4 separate regions of the Mus musculus genome follow, and regions 1, 2 and 3 are each linked to region 4. Evidence: chromatin loops called from intact Hi-C (ENCODE). Cell type or tissue: left cerebral cortex. All regions are shown on one strand. Region 1 overlaps Fat3 (FAT atypical cadherin 3). Region 2 holds the start of Fat3 (FAT atypical cadherin 3). Region 3 overlaps Fat3 (FAT atypical cadherin 3). Region 4 overlaps Fat3 (FAT atypical cadherin 3).

Region 1 (5,000 bases), 250 kb after region 4:
GTCATATATCCCAATAGTTAAGATGGGAAAAATAAGGTGGGCATAGTGACTATATCCCTAATCTCATCTCTAGGAAGGCTAAGGCAGAAGAGTTATCACAGATTCAAGGTCAATTTGGATGAGAAAGTGAATTCTAAGACGGTCGGATTCAGGATACTTGTATACAGAGGGAGATTCTGCTGCAAGGAAAACATACAAAATAATCACACAGAAGAAGAAAGGAAAGTAAACAAAAAAACTCATAGTGGCTTACCAGAGGCATACTCATAGCCTACAGTCATGGGATTGGAATCCAAGCCCCAGTTCTCCATCCCTTGTTTTCTAGTTCCTTCCCCTTTATGTTTGCATATCTGCTGATCAGGAGATTGAGAAATGCATAGAGATGAATAAAAGCAAGATCAAATGATACAAGTTTAAAAAAAATTCTCATGTTTGAAAGTATTTATTATTATCACCAAGGCAATAAAAACTTTTCTTCTCACTGAAATAAATGACTAGAAAATATCCTGAAGAGGAGGTTTTAAATGTCAATCAAGCAACCAAGCATCCTAAATGGCTTTTTTGAAGATGGTATATTGAAACTTCATTTTTAGAGATGGAAAACTATCTACTATCTGCAACTTCCACTGTTTCTGGAACTGTGCATGGGTAGAAAGGAATGCTTATTGCCTTCATTTAAGAAATTTACATTGGTCTAGGAGTGGAATTTCATAGGGTAGTGTTGTCCCAGAATGCTCAAAAAGGAAATAAAATAGCTTACAACTATGGTGGAAATTAAAAACAAAACAAAACAAAACAAATCCTTCAAATAGATTCAAACTAAGAAGCCACAGTGACAAAGAACGCAATATAAAATGGATAGCATTCTTATATGTGCCGTGATATATGCTTATTTTCTTGTGAGGTAGCCACATAAAGCTCATTTTGTGTAACTATAACTATTTGAGTAAACTCTTTTTACTAAAAGTCATAATGGTCTGAGCATTGTTGTGTTTGCAATGATCTTTATTTTACACTTCCAACATGTTAACAGCTATGAGGCTAGGGTAGCTTATTTCTCCTAGAAAACAATTCACGCCGGGCGGTGGTGGCGCATGCCTTTAATCCCAGCACTTGGGAGGCAGAAGCAGGCGGATTTCTGAATTCAAGGCCAGCCTGGCCTACAAAGTGAGTTTCAGGACAGCCAGAGATACACAGAGAAACCCTGTCTCGAAGAACAACAACAACAACAACAAAAACAATTCACATGCAGTCAGTCATCCTCACGCCTAGCCCCCAAACCTCACTTTCCAACTCTTCTTCTTGAGATGAGCAGTTGGGATTACGCAGTAGTAGTAATAGAATAGAATAATCACTAGGGTGGCAGGAATGAAGGATAATGCTGGAGACGCTAGAAGAAAGAAAGAGATGTCGACGACTATGTAGACATGTAACCACAGAGTGTGAGGTCTGGAGAAGACATAGTTTTAATAAGAAAAATAAGCAAAATAATATGAAATGACTCCAATTTGTCAGGACCAGGGACATTTATGCCATGATTTGTTGAAACATTTGTTTTAGGAGCAAGCTTAGCTTCAGAGAGGTCAAGGCATTCTTCAATTAGTTATAGATTTTCTACATTTTGAAACAAAATAACTTGAAAACAAAACCCAAGTTTTCAAGAGCCAAAATCTGTTTTATTATGTTTGGAAATATCCACGTGGCTTTATAAAATCAGTGTTTAACTTATGGCTACTTTGTTTAAATAACGTCCGTGCTGTAGTATTCTCCAAGAACACTCCATGAATGTATGTAGCATCCTAACTTACTCAAAAGTATGTAAGTCTTCTGGTTTCTGTGCTAAAAACATTATCCAGGAAAGTAGTACTGATTTCTAATGAGCCAGATACTCTCACAGATGCACACCATGCTACCCTTTAACAGACAGAGTTGTAAGTGACTTCAGGTCAAACATGGTTATGACCTGCACAGACCAGAGCTCTCTAACTGTCCGTGTGTTCCAGTGTAGACACAGAAGAATTCAGTGAACCATGAATGAACTCAACCTTCATGTCGACTTAACATCTGCTCTGGGATCACGTCACAGCTGTGATAAATGTAAGAGCTACAGCACTGTGAGCCACCGCTTCCACTTTCAATAAACTTGCTTCCAAGCTTGAATACAGACAATAAAGTAAATTAGCAGACTAGCAAGGTAGGTGTGGGTGAGCAGGTGATTTTGGTGAGAGTGTCAGGTCTGGAGAACTCAACAGAGCATTTAAAATAAAGATGCATCTACTTAAACAAGTCTCTGTGAGGAATAGAACAGATTTATCTAGAAAAGAGGACAGACACATTGTATTTGGGGAGTTTAGATTGTATATGTACATATATAGTACTTTGGACCTATTTATTCCATCCCTAAGTAAGAGTCTGACAGCTTGTATTTTTAGCATGCTATGTTTGCCACCTACACACAGCATGAGGCAATGGACAAAAATACACTTCACACCCTAAACCCCAAAAATAGAGGCATCTTCATTGTCATCTGTTATCCAGAGCAAGTGGCCTCATGTTACCATAGAAATCCCCATCCTTGTCTGTGGGAAGTGTTTTATAAAGCTGTCAGACAGTCTCAATTAAAAATAACAAATGGAAGACCAATTATGGTCCCTCTGGATTTACTAATAAAGTCCATTAATGAACTTTCCACCAGGTGTTCAGAGTTTAAACAAGAGCACATGGAGAAAGGCTAACCAGAGCGAGAGGATCCCATTTACACTTTGTATTACCACTCTGGCCCCTGGCCTTCTGCGCAAGACAGGAGCTCCCATTTTGGTCATGGGTACAGAAGAAATAAACAAGCAGAGTAACATGCTACAAGGAAGACTTGATGCTGGCAAGTGCTACTACGTTCAAGATGGAATTTAGTTTTATGCTTTGTTTTCAACTGGCTTATCTGATCAATAGTGCTATGGTTTAGTGGCCATGAGTTTCTCCATCAATGTTGGAGAAATTTTCATGAGAGCAAGGGCTAACATTTTCATTCTCACAGATCAGCAAATACGTATTTTAGTTATTTTATACCTCACTGTGAAGAAAGTTGAGGGTAGAGAGGTTTACTTTGGCACAGAGTTTGTGTGGGCAGAAGTCCTGTGTGGCAGGGAAAGTGCCAACTCATCCATGGTGACAGCAACAAGAGGCTACTGACTCACCTCTTCCCAAACCAAGAAGCAGAGAGGAAAAGGAGTGAGGCCAGGCTATAAAAATAAAGGCCCAGCCACCAACAACCCATTTTCTGAAGCTAGATTCCATCTTCCAAGTGATCTAAAATCTCTAGGAATAGTTCCACCTGGGCACAAATGTCCTGGGGACATTTCACACTGGAATTGCATAGCCTACCTACTGTGATTTGACAGTGTAAGTAACTGTCTACTACCCTCAATTTCTGCGGTGACAATTGTGACAGTCTTTGGGCTTGCCCTTCTTATATGTGTGAAGCAGGTGGTATATGGGCAACGTGATGGTCCATGAAAACATTTTGACCTCCATGATAAGATAGGAAAGACAGAAGCAAATTGAATTGGATGTGTTTTTGCTTGCTATTGAAATGTACTTAGATGTATCATAAGAATGGCTTTGAAACTGAGTTACATAAATGATAAATACTGCTATGAGTATAAAACCCTAGACAGTTGATTTCAAGTGGTCACCACAGAATACAGGTATACCAGTCAACATAACGTTAAGTGAACAATTGCTTTGCTGGTCAGTGTGATTTAAAGAATTTGCTCAGTGGGATGTAGTTACCAGCTATCTATCAACTCAGTCCTAGAGTTTTCTCCTGTTCATTTACCTTCTACTCCCCCATCAAAAACACATGCTTACACACATCTGTCCCTCTCTTCCCATTTCTTTCTGTCACTCTGTCTCTCTCTGTCTCTCTGTCTCTGTCTCTGTCTCTCTGTCTCTCTCTCTCTCTCTCTCTCTCTCTCTCTGTGTGTGTGTGTGTGTGTGTGTGTGTGTGTTTGTGTGTGCATCTATTTGTCTGCTGCATAGTCAGCTACCACCAGACACATGAACCTTGAAAGGGAGCTTTTCTTTCTTTCTTTCTTTCTTTCTTTCTTTCTTTCTTTCTTTCTTTCTTTCTTATTTATTTATTTATTTTTATTAGCTATTTTATTTATACACATTTCAAATGCTATCCCGAAAGTTCCCTATATCCTCCCTCCGCCCTGCTCCCCTACCCACCCACTCCCGCTTCTTGGCCCTGGCATTCCCCTGTACTGGGGCATATAAAGTTTGCAATACCAAAGGGCCTCTCTTCCCAGTGATGGCCGATGAGGCCATCTTCTGCTACATATGCAGCTAGAGACACGAGCTCTGGGGGTACTGGTTAGTTCATAATGTTGTTCCACCTATAGGGCTGCAGACCCCTTCCGCTTGAAAGGGAGCTTTTCTAAATTGTCTTATGAGTCACTGAAGCATCTTTCTTCGCTCCATGTTAACTTTTCACTTGGTTTCATAGCCTCTTCTCTCCATAAAAGTTTTTGATGAAGATTGGTACAGAAGTGACTCCTAAAAATAATTTTCAATTTATAATTCATGATGATTCTACCCCATGGCTTTAGATTTAACATACAAGGCTTGACATTCAAAAGAAGGAGGCACGACAATCAATGTGTCCTCTCAGAACTTGGTAGAACACATCTGATTGCTACTCTCTTGAAGTGTTCTTTAGCTGCATTTCTGTTTTGTATTCCTCTGGGCAAAAAGGCCCAAAGAAGTAATGCAAACTACATTTTGCAGTGATAGAAACTGGGAACCTCAGGCTTCGTCTCTTTAGGTGGCAACTTGCTGGTTTTTCTTATGAATAGTTAGCTTCTTTCTAAAATATTGTCTTATATCTGACATTGGCTCTCACAGAGAAAAATAGTCCAGGATACAACTTCACTTGTTATGAAGTGACCCAAAAACAAACAAACAAACAAAACCTCAAATAAACAACAAACAAAACCGAA
Region 2 (5,000 bases), 470 kb after region 4:
CTGGAGGTAACACCGAGGGAAACACCAGACATCCCCACTAGTATGCTTCCCCTCTTTCCATCACTGGCCTGGACAAATCCAAGGCACAGAGAAACACCCGTCCTAACTCCAAGAAAAGAGGATAGCAGGTTGTTGGTCAGTAATTTGTGGGTTATGATTGAATAATCCTCTGGAATGGTGGTTGCCTATTTCTTTCTATTTGACATAACTCACTTTCTAGATTAAGAGCAGTTCCTTCCCCCAGCATGGGAAGTATGCAGGTATGATTAACAGACCTTCAACTGTTCGTATGTGAGCAGTAAGAATCCTTGCTTTACAAACAGCTGTGAGTTAGCAAAATACCCACACAACACACAGGTCAGTGGGCACCCCACTCACATCCCCCGTTTGTTGCTACTCGTTTTATTCCTTAGTAGCTCAGCACAAATATAATTGCTACTTAACAGACTGACTGGATCCTGACTACCTAAAAATTCCCAAAATGTCTCTGCCAGAAACCAGAATAAATAAAAATTGAGAGAGGCAGAGAGCTGATGGAGACAAGGCTGGAAAGCCAGTCACTGGTCAACAAACACTGGCTGTGAAAAGCCTGCAGTGAGGAGAGCTGGAGCCAGCTCAGCAGCTTAGCAATCTCTGATCTCTCAGCCAGCTGTCTCTCACGTGGAGTTTTGTGTGGCTCAGATATGAAGACGTTATAACATGGACAGTCCTGGGAACTTTCTCCCCCCGGTTGCACAGGGCATAGAAACACATTCCAACACCATTCATTGTCCAAATTCCAGAGACAACAATGGGGACTCCTGATCTAACTGGTTTTAATTATTTGCTTTATTTCTCGAAAGCAACTTGACTCCCTATCCAATGCTAAGGAAAAAAAAAAAAAAAAAAAAAAAAAGACAATTGAACTCATCACACACACCAACCCTACTACATTAAAGTCATATCGAGGAGAAGTTATTATACATTTAAGAAACTCTTTGTCTTTTGGTGCCCTGTTTACCTTGCATGCCTTTTAAATTTACTCTTTAATTCTCCATGTGCAATTGTTCAATTTTTAATAATAATGAAAAAAAAAAAGGGAAGAGGCTCGGTGTGGAGAAGAAGCCGTCGATGATCGGCACATTTTAAGATCGCTTATCATTTTTATTTCTCTATGTCTTCTCCTTCTTTCTCCCTTTCTCCCATCTCCTCCCTTTCTTTCTGATGAGATTCAATCTCCACATCAGACTGAACTTCCTCCCCCACTTCCCATCCCCGCCCCCACTCAAGCATCGGGTAACCCAGAGTTGGGCTCTTGCAGCAGCGAGAGAGCCTATGCTCTCTGGGATGCCGGCCTCTGGGTCCTCAATTCCTGGATGGCAGTTCTCCCTTTCCATGGCCCGAATCAAGGCAGCTTCGCCTGCAGTGTGTCTGGCCTGTTTTGTCTTTCTACATTTTTTTTTTTTTTTAAACTCGGCCCGGGCGCAATCAAATCCTGGCAACAAAGCCCAGAGCTCAAAGCCACAGAGGTGGACTGGCGGCCAGCTTCTCGCCCCTCCCCCCATTGCCCAAACTCGCTTTTGAAAATGCAAGCGTGGGGCCAGAAAATGAATGTGTCGATGGAAGGAGGATAAAAGGCTGGTACGCGAGTGTACACGAGTGCTATGGGCTTTGCAGTTTTCTTTTATATACCTTTTAAACATCAAGGCCTAAAAGCTAGGAAAGCACTCCGGAGAGCCGTTCCGGAGCCGACCCCGGTGGGCTCACAGCTCCCGCCCCGCGCCCTCCCCCATCTGGCTGAGCGGGTGCTTGGCGCGGTTTGTCTGACACTTGTAAATGGAAGTGGGATCCAACTTGGAAGTAAACGCGCCAAAGTCTGGGGGCGGGGAAGAGGCGAAGGCAGAGAAAGGATTCTCCCACCCTCAGCCTAGCCCAGTGTCCCTCACTCCAGCCTCTGTGCCTAGGATTCTGGAATACCCCCACCAAGATCCAGGACCCGAGAGCAAGCGGCGGCGAAGTGGGTCTCCTTCAGGGAGACTAGAGCCATTGGCTGCCCTCGGTTCCACATTCCATAGCTTCTTGCTTCTGGGAGACTCCCAGCCACCTCCGCATCTTCACTGCCTGTGTAGTCTACCTTCACGTTCATTTATGGGTACTCTCATTGCCGAGCTTGCTCGTTATTGTACCTCAAGGTGGGTGCTATCACCAGCATGCACATCTAGGAGCGCCCCCTTTCCTCTGGTAGCAAGAGCCAAGAGCTGTGCCTTTAGAGCGTCCGGCAACACCCGGCCCTCTGCATCTCACCCTCTCTCCGAGCGCACCACAGCTCCCAAGAGCCGGGCAGAGGACAGCAACAAAAGTTGCTTTCCGCAAAGTCTAATCTTGGACAATGTTTAAACACTTCCGAAAACACACGAGACAAGAGTCTGCTGGGGGAGAAACAGTGACCGCATTATACTGCCAAAAAGACCCGGGCTCGCCACCTTTCTCCAGCCCGGCCCGATGCATTTTAGCTCAGCGACCCCAGCTGGTCAAGTCCTCTCGCTCACCAAGCGCCACGCGAAATCTGTCCAGTCCACCTCTGTCACCCCCAGCCAGCTCCCTAAGATCCCCAACTGCACTCCGGTGAGCCAATGGTTTCTTTTCCACACCTTCCGGAAAGAACTCGGGGCGGCGAACAGTGCGCCCTCAACGTGCCCACGAGGAGCCGCAAGGGCTGTTCGGCATCCCTGGGATGATCAGACTACCGCTATTCTCTTTTCAAATAGCACGGTCAGTTCTGACGCCCGCCAAAAATCATGCGTTCTCCCAAAGCAGTCGGGTCCATCTCCCGTCAAAACAACAGAAATCCTTTCCTGGCTTCTCGGCTAAACTGTCGCACCAGTTCAAAGTCGGCTGTCATTTAGAACCTTTCACAACCCAAGACTCAGACATAGTATGCAGGGGCAGGCGAACATTCTAGGCTACCCTTCCTGCACCGTGGAAGTGGAGGCTGGGCTCTTTGCTCCGCTCATAGCCTCCTCTAGCATGCACCCAACTTGCGCCTCTGGGTCCTGCAAGTGCATCCATCGGCATCTGCCCCTCTTCCTACTGAGTGCTGCAAGCGCCAGCTACCCAGCGGAATCGCCGCCTGATATCATCCACCTGCAGCCAACGGCCAAAGCTCAGTGAGGACCCAGAGCTGCATGTACAGACCCGAAAGATCGCCCTCCTCTTATTGCTAGCCCTAAACTTAACCAACTCCGGTGCCATTTCCTGGCTCCTGCCGCAGGGCTGTCTCCCTGGGTTCCAGCTGGTAGCGGTAATGACCACAGCTCCAGGCAGCGCCCAGGCAGGAACTTTACAAGGTGAAAAGTTTCCCCCCACTCTCTCTGAGAGCTTTAGCTTTCCGGAGCACCCATCACAGCCTCTCTGTAACCAGGTTGCTGAGGCTGTTCTGAGAAAGGTGCACCCCAGCCAGTGCACCATGCACCCAAATAAGCATGCTAAAAATCCTCACGCACCCTTGCCTTGGTCAGCGATGCGCCCCTGCACCCGACGAGTCCTCCGTGGTCTTCCTTTCAAGTCTAGGGGCGAGCTGGCCACCCCGCCGCCTCCGCCGCAGTGCTCGCCGCGTGCTCCCGGCTGAGGCTAGGGCGGCGAGCGGAGGCGCTAGGCGCTCAGGACGCCGCCACTGCTGCGGGTTGGCGGCGGAGGAGGGGAGTCGGAGGAGGATGGCGGCGGGAGGGGTGGGGAACCCGGGAGCGAGGTCCCAACGCGCAGCCCAGATCACAGCGCAGCCTGCCGGGGGGAGCGGTTCTCGCGTCTGCTCTAGTCAGCTTGCACCGCTACTGCTGGCGGTGGAGAGGTACCGGGTTCTTCTTCGCGGCGGCCGCCGCCGCACTGCCAAACCCCTAGCTTCGCTGTATTCTCCTCCCTCCCGCAGAGCCGCGTCCTCCGGGGGATGGGGGTGGGGGATGACCAGAGATCTCCGAGCGCCACACGAAGAGAAGGGGAGGGAAAGGGGGGCAGGGAGACCCGGCGGTCAGCAGGAGGACGCTAAGGGCGCCTCGCCTGGAAGCTGGACTAATTTTAGAGCCTAGGCATCCTCCACTTCTAGCGTGGCTGGAAGAACGCACCAAAGTCAGACTGACGTTTTCAGAGAGCGCGCACACACCACACTCAATCGTCTCTGCTCTGCTCTGCTCTGCTCTGCTCTGCTCTGCTCTGCTCTGCTCTGCTCTGCTCTGCTCTGCTCTTCAGCCTGCTGCCTAGAATACACTAGACTTCTCTGGACCAGATGAGGAAACCGAGGCACAATGAGACCAACATGGTTTTACCCAAGCTCCTCAGGCTACTTTGAAGCACAGTGGGCACGGCTATCAAACGCTGTACCTCCTGCTGCCCACCCGGGACTCGCATTTCTTTCCCACGCATTTTCAGATCACTGGGATCACCTTTGTGTGGGAGAGAATCAGACTAAAAAGTAACATGACTCATCACCCCCACCCAGTCTGAAACACGGTGGGATGTGAAGACATTCAGAACAGGAATGAGTGAACAGTCTCAGGGGAGCCAGGTGATTAGCAATACCAACCGGTGTGCCCTCTAGGTCCTTTTACTTCTGGATCATCCTCACAAGTCTGAGGATTCATGGCACCCCACCCCACCCCACCCCACCCACACTGCTTCAGTAGAGCTACACTTCAGCCTATGTTCCTTGCCTGTGAGCTCTGAAACATTCCTAACTAACGGCCAGCCCCGGTAAACCTGGGCCAGCGCCAGCCTCCACCCAACCCCCACTGCTGCACAGCAAATCACGTCTGTCTAAAGCAGGCTTTCACCCCAGGGGGTTCCTAGGGTGCCCACTCCCAGGCAGCTTCTCTGGAACTCTGGGACCGAGCAGTAACTCCAAGAGAGATGCTTCCGCAGACATGCTGTAGAGATAAATTTGCTCCTTTTCTTGATTCCTGAATTTCCCTTCCAGGAGCAGAGTCTGTCTCTCCTTAAAGTCTCTGTGCTCAGTCACACCCTTTGAAGAG
Region 3 (5,000 bases), 240 kb after region 4:
TCAACAAATTACATTGTCTAGAGATCCCCACATTACAAGCCTGAGCAGGGCATGGAGTCCCTGCCTAGGCAATCATCTCTAGAGAGCTGATCTGAGATACTGCAGACAGGCATGGGGGCAGTGTATACAAAAGCCAGGAAAATTTGCAGCTCAGAATGTGGTCCCACACTGAAGACCATCTGCAGAGAGCTAAGCCTTTAAATGCCCATCTAAGGGAAACAAACTGAGTGTGACTCTGTGCCTACTGCATCCCTTTGAGGAGTTCTGGAGAGATTCTTTTAAGAATTGCTGGTAGAAGAAAGAATTATCCTCAGGGTTGAAAAAAATGCATTTTCAGTTCAAGTGTTAATGTGAACCACTGCTAGAATAAAAGACCTTTACACAGTCTTCTAATGGCAATACTCAGAACTTCCTTCTTGAAGGCTGTAGCAACAAAGAACTCAGAATTAAGAACACATACACAGCCTAGCTCTAAGTCAGAAGAGCATATACAATCCTAATCCAAGCTTAGTGTGATTAAATATACAGGCCAGAGTCAGATCAGAAAAACAGACTCATCCATACTACAGACCAGAACGATGGTGTATATAGCCCTGACCCAGATTCAGAGGGGCTGAATGCACAGCTCTGATTCATGTTTAGATTGACTGAATATAGTGTGGCTTCAGTTTCAGAAGGACTAAACACATAGTACTGTCCTAGGCTCAGCTAGACTAAGCACTGTTCAAGCATAAGTTGCTATAGAGCTCTACTTCAATTTCTGAGTGACTAAGTACATAGCACTGCTTCAGGCTCAGAGTTACTAAAAAGACAACTCTGTCCCAGCTAAGAATGAATATATATAAACCCATGTACCATGACAGCCAAATTGTCAAATGCCTTCCATGATGATTAGAATATCTTCCCCAGCCCTCCCCTCCCTTCCCCTCCCCTCCCCGTCCCTCCCCTTCCTGTCCCTTCCCTTCCATTCTCTCCCTCTCCCTTCCATTCCCTCCCTTTAAGCACTATTTCTTGTGTTACCTCCTCTAGGAACCTTCCCAGATCCTCTGGTCCTAGCAAACTCTCTTAACTCTGAACTGTCATCACATGGACAGAAAAATTGTTTGTTGTAAAAAAATTGCATTTGTCCTGTTCATTACAGTATGCTTGGCATTGTCTACTCCAATGAGTAGAGACCCATTAGAGGCTTAGCAGCACCTGTCCAGTTGCAATGAAGCCTGTCTAGGATCTCTACCAGTGCATCCTGGGTACCAGGGGCATAGCAGGAGAACTTGAAGACTGTGGTACTACACCTGTTCTTTGATTGTCCTGGTAATCCTTACAGCTGTAAAGATAATGAATGATACTGCCCCCAAATGGAAATTCATTTTCCATTAGGTAAAGGTCCACATGCTTCATGCAACTTGTTCTCCTCATCAGATGGAACAGCTTCCTGTCAATACTCAGTGTTGAAGATGCTCATTTTCCTATTTCACTGAAATTAGTCTTGTACCTAGATATTAATGATGAAATGGTACTTTCTAGGCCCATGCTTTTCTGTTAACGAAGTAAAAGCTGAGATTGAAAGAATCTAAATAGTGATCTACTGTGGCAAACTTCAGCCTTCTGTGCCAAAAATTTATGGCTGTAAGGTCAAGGGAATCCTGAATTCTAAAATAAAAATCTTGAGCCTAAGTTTTCTAATCTAAAGAGTATAACTAATTTTAACTAACCTATAAGGTTTCTGTGTTTAATGAAATACACCCATTAAACTGCCTTGTAATATCACTTTTCCTCTTCCTTAGAAGACCAAGAACAGGTTAATGTATACAAAAATGACCTAAAAGGCGTACAAATGCTCATGATAAACTATAGTATTGTTTTAATCATCTATGACAAGAGTTGACCTGCGTTCTCTTGGTGTAATCCAAAGAAATTTTGAAGAAATTCTTGAAAGAATGCTTTGAATTAGAAATAAAATCCTATGGAAGGCCCCTGACTGTTTACAACATCCTGACACAGAAGAGGTCTTCTGATGATCTATACTGCTTAGGAGGCAGTAACCTGAATGGTAAGCCAGCAGCCTGTTAGAACTAAGATATTATCCATGTCCACTTAAGGCTGTGGCACGAGTCCAGTTTGCTGTAACAGACCACTCTCTACTCTTTGTTAAAATCTCTGAAGTAATATTTAGTGCAGAACAAAGAACCATCCAGCCCCAATTTTATGAAATTGGAATTGTATTGCTCTATGCAAAACTAGGTAGATAGTAGAGGCCACTGGAACTGAGTATGTTGATGGCTATCATCATTACTTGCAAATAAACCAGCATTAAGGATTTGAAGACATTTCAAAAGAGTTATTTCTTTTGTCATATGCAATTATAATTAATTCTCCAAAAAACGTATGTGCTCAACACAAATCAGATGAAGCCCCACGCCAAGGGGAGAGATGGGCTCCCTCTGTACTGCACACTAAAATTCTTAATTAAACCCAGGCACTCATAAGTAGTCTCAGAAGAAAGGTTAATGAAATGGGGTAGGAAGGGAAGATGTCTCCAGAGAATCTTGCAGATTTCAGAGCTGTCTCTTTGTTGCTCTTGAGTGAAAGTTAAAAAAATAAAAGCCCTGCTAAATGCATCTCTTTTTCCCTATCAAAAAAAAAGCAAGAAAGCCACTCTCCAGTCCTCTGCAGAGGGCTGTAGCATAATGTATTTTCCAGCACTCTTAGCAGCACTGAAAAAGAGTAGAGAGTTCTGAACAACCAGTTCCTGCTCTCAGAGAGAACTCCTAGGATTGCATTTGGCATAATAATGTCCTGTTACCATCTGGTAGATGTTATACTTTGGACAGACTTTAAAGTAGGTAAGAAGATTTCTATAATCAAACATACACTAGTGTGACCCAAATAAAGTTATGTGAGGCTAACTCTTTTCTATGTTCCATGGGGAAAAAAACAGACTCCAACCGGTGGAGTTCATCTGAATCCCAGGCCAAAGGGCCAACTAAGAAACCCACCATATTCTCTCACTATAGCCATGGAACAAAGAATGGAAGACAATGGGTGGTGGAGTGAAGGACTAAGTGCAGAGGATTGCACTCCAAACACAGCCAGTGACAGAGTTCCTGAAGGTCTGTCCCTCACATTAACTGAGGTTCATGCTGTTGGATCATCTACACGGTGCCAGGTTGCTCCAGGCAGGTGGGGACTCTGTTCTTTCAGTAAGGGTCCATGTGCTTCCTACATTTCTTTCTCCTAATCTGGTGAAATAGCTTCCTGTTCCCCCTCAATCTCAAAGAAAAAGATGTGAATGTTCCTACTTCTCCGACATTAGTCTTTAGTGTAGAAGAGAGGGAGGCACAGAAAGGTTAATGCATTTATTTACTGTCCATTGTTAGGGAGTGGGAGAGTTGAGACCCAATACACATTTAGCAACTGAAAATAGAGTGTTTATTATTTCATAGTCCCTTTGGATCTGGAACCCAGGCATGGCTTAGTGTCTCACAAGAATGCAATCACAATGGCAGCCAGGCTATGTTCTCACCCAGAGAGTCAAGTAGATAAGAATCTGCTTCCAAGATTAACCAGAATGTTGTCAGAATTATTCTACTTGTGGTTGTGCAAATGACAGCCGCTGCTTTGAGCTGGTCATCATTGGAAGGCTGCTGTTGGTCCCTGGAGCCTGTCCATAGCCTTCTCATCATATAAACATGCTTGGCATGTTGCCTACATTTTCAAACCCACTAAGAGTCTAGAATGGAATTAAAACTTTTGCCTCACAAGCATAAGAACTGGAGCTTGACTCTCCAGAGTCCCATATAAAATCCAGGTAAGCAAGGTGGTCCACCCATAAAATCCCAGTGTCTGCGAGATGAAAACATGGAATCTCCTGGGTTAGTTGGTCAGCTAGAATAGCTGAATTGGTGGGTTCATTTCTGGATTTAATGAGAGAACATCACAACAGATAAAAAAAAAAAAAAAAAACCATGTATCAAGAAAGATCTCAGTATCCATCTCTAGCCTCTACATGGATACACATACACAACATGTGCAAGTGTATCCAAAAATATGTGAACACACATGTACACAACACACACACACACAACTTTAGAATTATATGCTCATAACAGTCTTAATCAATATTGTATTATAATCATTTTAATCATGAGAGTCACTTTTACAATATTCTAGGGGATACAAAACAATATCAACCACTTATACAAGAGAAGGGTATTTTACCAAGATATAAACACCAGAAGGCAGGGGTTTATGGTCACCAGATATCTTGCCAGATAGAACTAATAGTCTTCTTTGTATAACATGCCTTTTACTTGAGAATTTCTAGTTCAGTCCATGGCTTTGACAGGCATTTCCAAGGTAGAATCAGAAGGACTGGGAGATGTTAGCAAGTTCACACTAGTACTGGATTTAATACATGGACTTTAGAGACATAAAGATGTGGTTTGAGTCTCTGTCTTTTCCTGCATGACCTTGGTTAACTCACTTGCCCTCACTGAGCTCAAAGCCTTCATGTTAAAATGGCACTCATGTAGGTCTACTACTTTGGGCAAGGGCTTGAGTGAGAGACCATCAGGGTAACAACACCTGGATGTCTGACTTAAAAGATGCATTCAGTGGAGGTTTGTTGCTGCTGTTAACAACTATGGGTTTGGTTGCTTCTGTGTATGGCATAAGAATAGGAATTACATAGGACTCTTGACTGAAGAATTAACATGGTAAGAACTCCTTCAGAATGCAGTGCTTCCATTCTTTCACACAATGTTGCAGTTATAAGATTAAATCCCCTTAGCAGCAGGCAGCACCCTGTTGTTTTGGGAGGGAGAATTATTTTGGAAACATGATATAATTTAAGCTCTGCCCTTCTGTCTCTCCTGCTGTCAAGTGCCTACTTTCCTCCTCTCCAGTAAAGGTTGCACTCCCCAAAACCTGAGATGTTCACTTAAAAAAAATTAAAAGGAAAAGAAAAACCTGCTGCAAAGCTCTTCAGGGAGATTAGCACA
Region 4 (5,000 bases):
GAGAGGCTAGCACAGAGGACCACTAGAGATTCATAGCCTTTCTCCTTCCTAACACTGGGCGAGGCCAATCAGGGTAGTGCATATACTTCCTATCTGCAAGGTGAAGCATGTTTCTATGATGATTCAGGTAAAACTAAAGTCAGGTAAAAACTGGAAGGCAGCATGCTTCAGGTTTCAATGCAGAGTTGTTAATGATGGCAGCCTTTACAAATCAAATATTTACCATTAGAATATGATTCAGGGGCTGAGCTGAGAACCAGATTGCCTGCACATTGGAGGTATGTAAATCAAGGAACAGCTGAGGGGAAGTCAGAGCCTCCCGAGAAGTGGAAAGACACTTTACAAAGCCGCAAAGGATCGTGGGTTGTTTTTGTTCCCTTCATTCTCTTTCCCCTTTAACAAGGAAAGGAAGCATGCTGCGTGTTGGGCTGTTTAATTCCACAACAGCTGAACTTTATTATGTTGCCTGTTAATTACAGCTTTCTTAGCTTGGCTATAAGTAGAGCTTGTTTCTGAGAGCAGAAGGGTCTAGCTACAGAGGAAACACAGTTCATTTGGAGTTGAGAAAATGCAAGTTGTTTAGGCTTGGGGACAAATTGCTGCTCACATGGAGTTCCTGTGACTTCATGTTCTGGTAGGAGGTAAGAAAATTGAGTCAAAATCAGAGTCCTGTAAGTTTGGAAATGCGCAAGTGAGAGCAGGTTCTCAATGGGGATGAAAGGCAGTCAGAAGCACTGTCTTTGTTTACTGAGTGAGGTTTCACCAGGTTGAGCAGTTTAAAGGGACATGCCAGGTGAGGATGTTATGCCCCGGGCCTCTCAGTGTGTTCTCCATGGTTATCCAAATGCACTAGGTCTATGGTGTAAACTCAGGTTGACTTATTCTTCACAAGAAGATTTGGGCAAAAGAGGATTTGGCGAATGCAGGATCCGAGGCTGCTTTTCAGATCCATGCTGACCTTCCCTGCCTCATGTTATTCTCTGTCTCCCTGCAGAGCTCACAGATAGGTATTATGTGCTAAGGGACATTGCCCGCTCTTGATTCCCTCTGTGCTAGTTTGATCAAGAATGATGCTTAGGCAAGGAGGAAAGGAAGATTCACAAAAGGTGGATTTTGTCAGTGAGGACGAAACACCTGATGATGATAAAGCAAACAAAAGGTTTTAAAAGAAGGAAGAGGTTGTCAGCACAGCTGGTAAATTATGACTCTGGCAGGCAAGCCATATTTTTATGAGATTTGATAAAGGCGATCATCTCTGCTGCAAACCACCAGCACCTGGGAAAGGACTCAGAGTTCTACAGTAAAGTAAAAAGTTGGCATTTCAAGCCATTGTTGGCTGAACCTGGGGATGGAAAGAAAATCATGATCTGTTTGGGCACCAGGCCCAGTAACTTCAATTTGTAGAAGAAATTTAGCAATCTGTTACCAGATTCATAGAGAAATGTCTGTGATGGAGGATTCCAGATCAGGGGACAGTCCTGGGAGTCTTCATTGATAAAAACTACTTTCATTCACAAAGTAGAATGGATGAGGTGGGGATGGGGAGGAAGCAGAATCTACGGAAAAGAGCAGTGCTTGGGAGCACGAAGAGAAAGAGTCATAATAGCTATGGCCGCACATTGCATATGGTTCCTGGATTAAGTGTGAATGCCAGAAAGGAGAGTCTCTATAAACAGCTCTTTCTCTTTGGACAGTGAGGCTATCTGCGCTGGGGTAAACTGGAATGCCATACTGACTCTCTGTAGGGCCAGGAGGCTACTACAATAGGGTTAACATGGCTGCCTGAGGCATCACCACCAGTCTCTGTATCTTAGTTCACTCACTCTGGGTAAAGAGCAACAGAAGCTCCAGCAAGATCGAGAATGGAGACATGGGCTTTGACCTTGAGGGTGAAGAATGGATATGGGATACGCATAAATAAAAATGTTTAGTAGTATTGATAACATAATGTGAAAAACCCATGTGTAATCTTACACGGAGTACTCCTAGCTGCATGCTAGCCTACACCTACACATACTTGTAGAGATGCTGAAGAACTGTAGACTGGCCCGAGGAGTTGGGGTCAGGTGACCCACCACACCTAGCATCAAAGAAAGGTATGCTAGTGAGATTTCCTATGCATGGGCAGCTTGGAAAAGAAACAGCAAGCTCTGTCAGGCAGCAGACATGCTTTGCAAAGTGAATTGGTGAAGGGATGACCAAAGATGTCCAGGCAGGCAAAAGACAAATAACTGGTACCACATGCAATGCTTCATTGCATCAAGAAAGAAGAGACGGTATCATATAGTGACTGAATAAGTCAGAAACTACTGAGATGGTGGCAGAAACATTTCTCATGGGTCAGAAGATGTTCCGTCTCAAATACGCTGGCAGACATGAAGGAATTGGAAGAATGGTCATATGAGAAGATGTTGAGATTAATCTCAGTTAACTAAAACTAAGATACCCTGTATTTCACAGAACGAAATGCAGAGGGCAAGCCCTTACTTGTTGGGAGTTCAGAGGACTCTCTGAGGTTTGACTGGGAGACATAGAACATTGTTTTTCTTCATTTCATGAAACCAGATATGGAGCCTCCTAAATGCTTTCTCCAGATCCAGCTGTTTAAAGGAGAGGCAGGTTGCTGGCCATCCTGTCCAGGCATCATGAGGAAGGAAACGATTCTCCCACACAGTGTTCTTCTGGCTTATTGGCTGTTCATAGAGAACTCTGGGAAGTGGGCTCTAGTTCAGCCCTAATCCGCCCCTGGCAGGGCACACTCTCCTCTCTCTTTGACAACGAACAGCCTGTTTTATTTCCCATCCTACACACTCTTCCTCTCCAGCGCCCTCCCTGCAGGTTTGTGGAAGGGCTGTTTTGCCCTTTTCCTTTTGCAGCCTGGTGTGCTTGCTTGCTTTCTTTCAAGGAATTTAAAAGTTGGCTCCCTGGGTCTGCCCTGCCTGCTTCCTTCCATCTGTTTTCTCTATTCAGGGTGAGTGGGGGCTTACTGGCTACACATCTAGGTTCTATTTCCTGGCCTTCCTTTTGTGGACAGCAGCCAGGGGACTCTCTGGTGGGGCATTTTGGTCTGTGAATGACACTACTGCTGAAAAGCAAGGGGGCAGGAATTACATTTTCATTTATTTTCAATTGGAATATTCCCAGTTAAATAAACCAACCTCCAAAAAGATAAAAATAAAACAACAACAACAAAAAAAACCCCACATACCTCAAAAGCAATGGGAGAAAAATCAAAACACCCCCCCAAACTCTAAACCCATTTGATTTCAAACAAAGAAGTCATTGGATATGAGGAATGAGGTTGCTGTTAGAGGCGTGTATGAAACCTGTGGGCTGTGTTTCAGTCTGTCACAGGCAGTTATGAAAGATGTAATTCAATTTGTTTAAAAAAAAAACCGTAAAAGGCAGATTGGATAGCTGTATTTTAGCAAATGTGTTTGCACTGAGGGTACCTTCTGTTGAACAGTTCTGCCCACAAGCTGTCTGTAGAATATAGAACATCTCTCGAGCATGCTTGCCACCTTGAAGCAGGGCAGTCGGGAGCAGAAAAAAAAACAGAATGCAGAAAAAAAGGTGAAGAAAAAGAGAGAAATGAAGGACAGCAAGTCTAGTACCATCAATACATTTAGAAATGAGATTAGCCAAGTGTGACAATAGAATTAAAATGACACACAGAAGGACAGTAAGGTCGCAGTAAATCACGTACTATGGAGAAATCCAGCCAGAGAGCACTTTCTGTTCAGCTTAGCTACGGAATCAGAACGAAAGCACAGGTTGGTTTTTCATTTTACTGGCTCTTTTGCATTCCAGCACTATTTTTAATCTTAGGCTTAATTGCTACCTTTTAATTTTTTTCTTTTGTCTTTACAATTCATTCATTCATTCATTTACTTATTTACTGGCTTGTTTGGCAAGTTCCTTCAACACGTTCCTTCAAGTCCATTTCCTGATATGCTCTAGAGACTTGAACTTACCGACGATGTCAAACCATAGAGGGGTGTTAGCTGGCTGCACTGACACCACCCCTACAATCTCGGTTACTTTGTCACTCTCCATGACGGTGAAGTTGTAAAATGGTTCATCGAATGTCAATGGTATAGGTGAAGGCGGGGGCTTCTTAATCCATTCGATGTGGAGGCGGGCAGTGGAGGATTTCTGTGGGCGGCCATTGTCCACAGCCTTGATCTACTCCCACATGGGAGGGACACAGAAAGATGGCTTAGTGCTGTGAGTCTGTGGAAGGCTTTTACTCACACAGTAACAAGCCCAAGGAGCAGTTTCTGCACCGTGTCATAAGAAGGAAAGTTGTGTCCAGTTGAGACCTCAGAGTGCACTCTGGAGTGGAGACTGCAGACAGGGCTCACACTACATTTGCCAGAAGCTGACTTTTGAGATGTGAAACCATAAAAAAATAAATGTTGTTCTTAAAATTCATAGTATATCAGGGGCAAGAGTAATAGTTTATGTGAGTAGAAATATCTAATTTAATTTCTTATAGCATGATTCTGAAACTTCATCTCTATTGAGAGTTGAAGGGGGAATGAATGTGAGATGTTATTTGTGTGTTAGGATACATGAGCACATGTGTAATGCATGTGAAGGTGAATCTATGTATGTGTGAGTATAAGTACATTATGTGCATGTATATATATACATATATGTACAAGTTTGTAAGTAAGTTTGTGTGTATGCACTGTTTTTGCATGTATATGTGCATGTGTATGAGTGTGTGCATCATATGTGAATATGTGTAAGTATATTATGTGTGTGCATATATGTTTATGTTTATATATGTGTGTTGTACATGTGTGTGATCATATATATGAGTATGTGCAATGTGTGGTAATATGCATACATATGTGTGTGGGAATATGTGTGCAATTGTGTATGCACCTGTGTGATCGTATGTATTTGTGTAAACATATGTACCAGTGTGCATGTGTATCATAGTTTCTTCTGCTTTGAACTAGATATATACTGCCTGTTATGTTCAGCACCTT

Evidence for each region. Hi-C counts contacts between places; a loop is a spot of excess contacts. Peaks named below come from ENCODE experiments on the same cell type or tissue, not always from the same donor. Only the 100,000 strongest peaks of a DNase experiment are listed, where the experiment ranks them.
Region 1: a loop joins it to region 4, with 2.2 times the contacts of the local background. A loop is called at or near these places in 3 of 42 quality-filtered maps.
Region 2: it touches region 4 in a loop (2.5-fold over the local background); 4 of 42 quality-filtered maps call a loop at or near these places.
Region 3: it touches region 4 in a loop (3-fold over the local background); 3 of 42 quality-filtered maps call a loop at or near these places.

What each region holds. Positions count from the first base shown.
Region 1 is chr9:16,280,105-16,285,104 of GRCm38, forward strand. The region is part of intron 2 of Fat3 (FAT atypical cadherin 3); the gene reads right to left. Among named protein-coding and RNA genes, the nearest start is that of Fat3, 220 kb to the right of the region's middle. In left cerebral cortex, no CTCF peak of the experiment used is centred here; DNase peaks (open chromatin) are centred at 2,489, 2,835 and 3,147; H3K27ac peaks cover 1,093 bases.
Region 2 is chr9:16,498,391-16,503,390 of GRCm38, forward strand. Fat3 (FAT atypical cadherin 3) reads right to left here and starts at 3,664. Exons shown (of 26, transcript NM_001080814.2): 1 at 3,483-3,664. In left cerebral cortex, CTCF peaks have their summits at 2,502 (motif pointing left) and 3,780; DNase peaks (open chromatin) are centred at 640, 1,340, 1,540, 1,869 and 8 more places; H3K4me3 peaks cover 3,680 bases; H3K27ac peaks cover 3,776 bases.
Region 3 is chr9:16,268,168-16,273,167 of GRCm38, forward strand. The region is part of intron 2 of Fat3 (FAT atypical cadherin 3); the gene reads right to left. Among named protein-coding and RNA genes, the nearest start is that of Fat3, 230 kb to the right of the region's middle. In left cerebral cortex, no CTCF peak of the experiment used is centred here; DNase peaks (open chromatin) are centred at 2,738 and 4,817.
Region 4 is chr9:16,025,840-16,030,839 of GRCm38, forward strand. It overlaps Fat3 (FAT atypical cadherin 3), which reads right to left. Exons shown (of 26, transcript NM_001080814.2): 6 at 3,975-4,185. Among named protein-coding and RNA genes, the nearest start is that of Mtnr1b, 150 kb to the left of the region's middle. In left cerebral cortex, a CTCF peak has its summit at 2,831; DNase peaks (open chromatin) are centred at 2,881, 3,419 and 4,125; H3K27ac peaks cover 1,948 bases.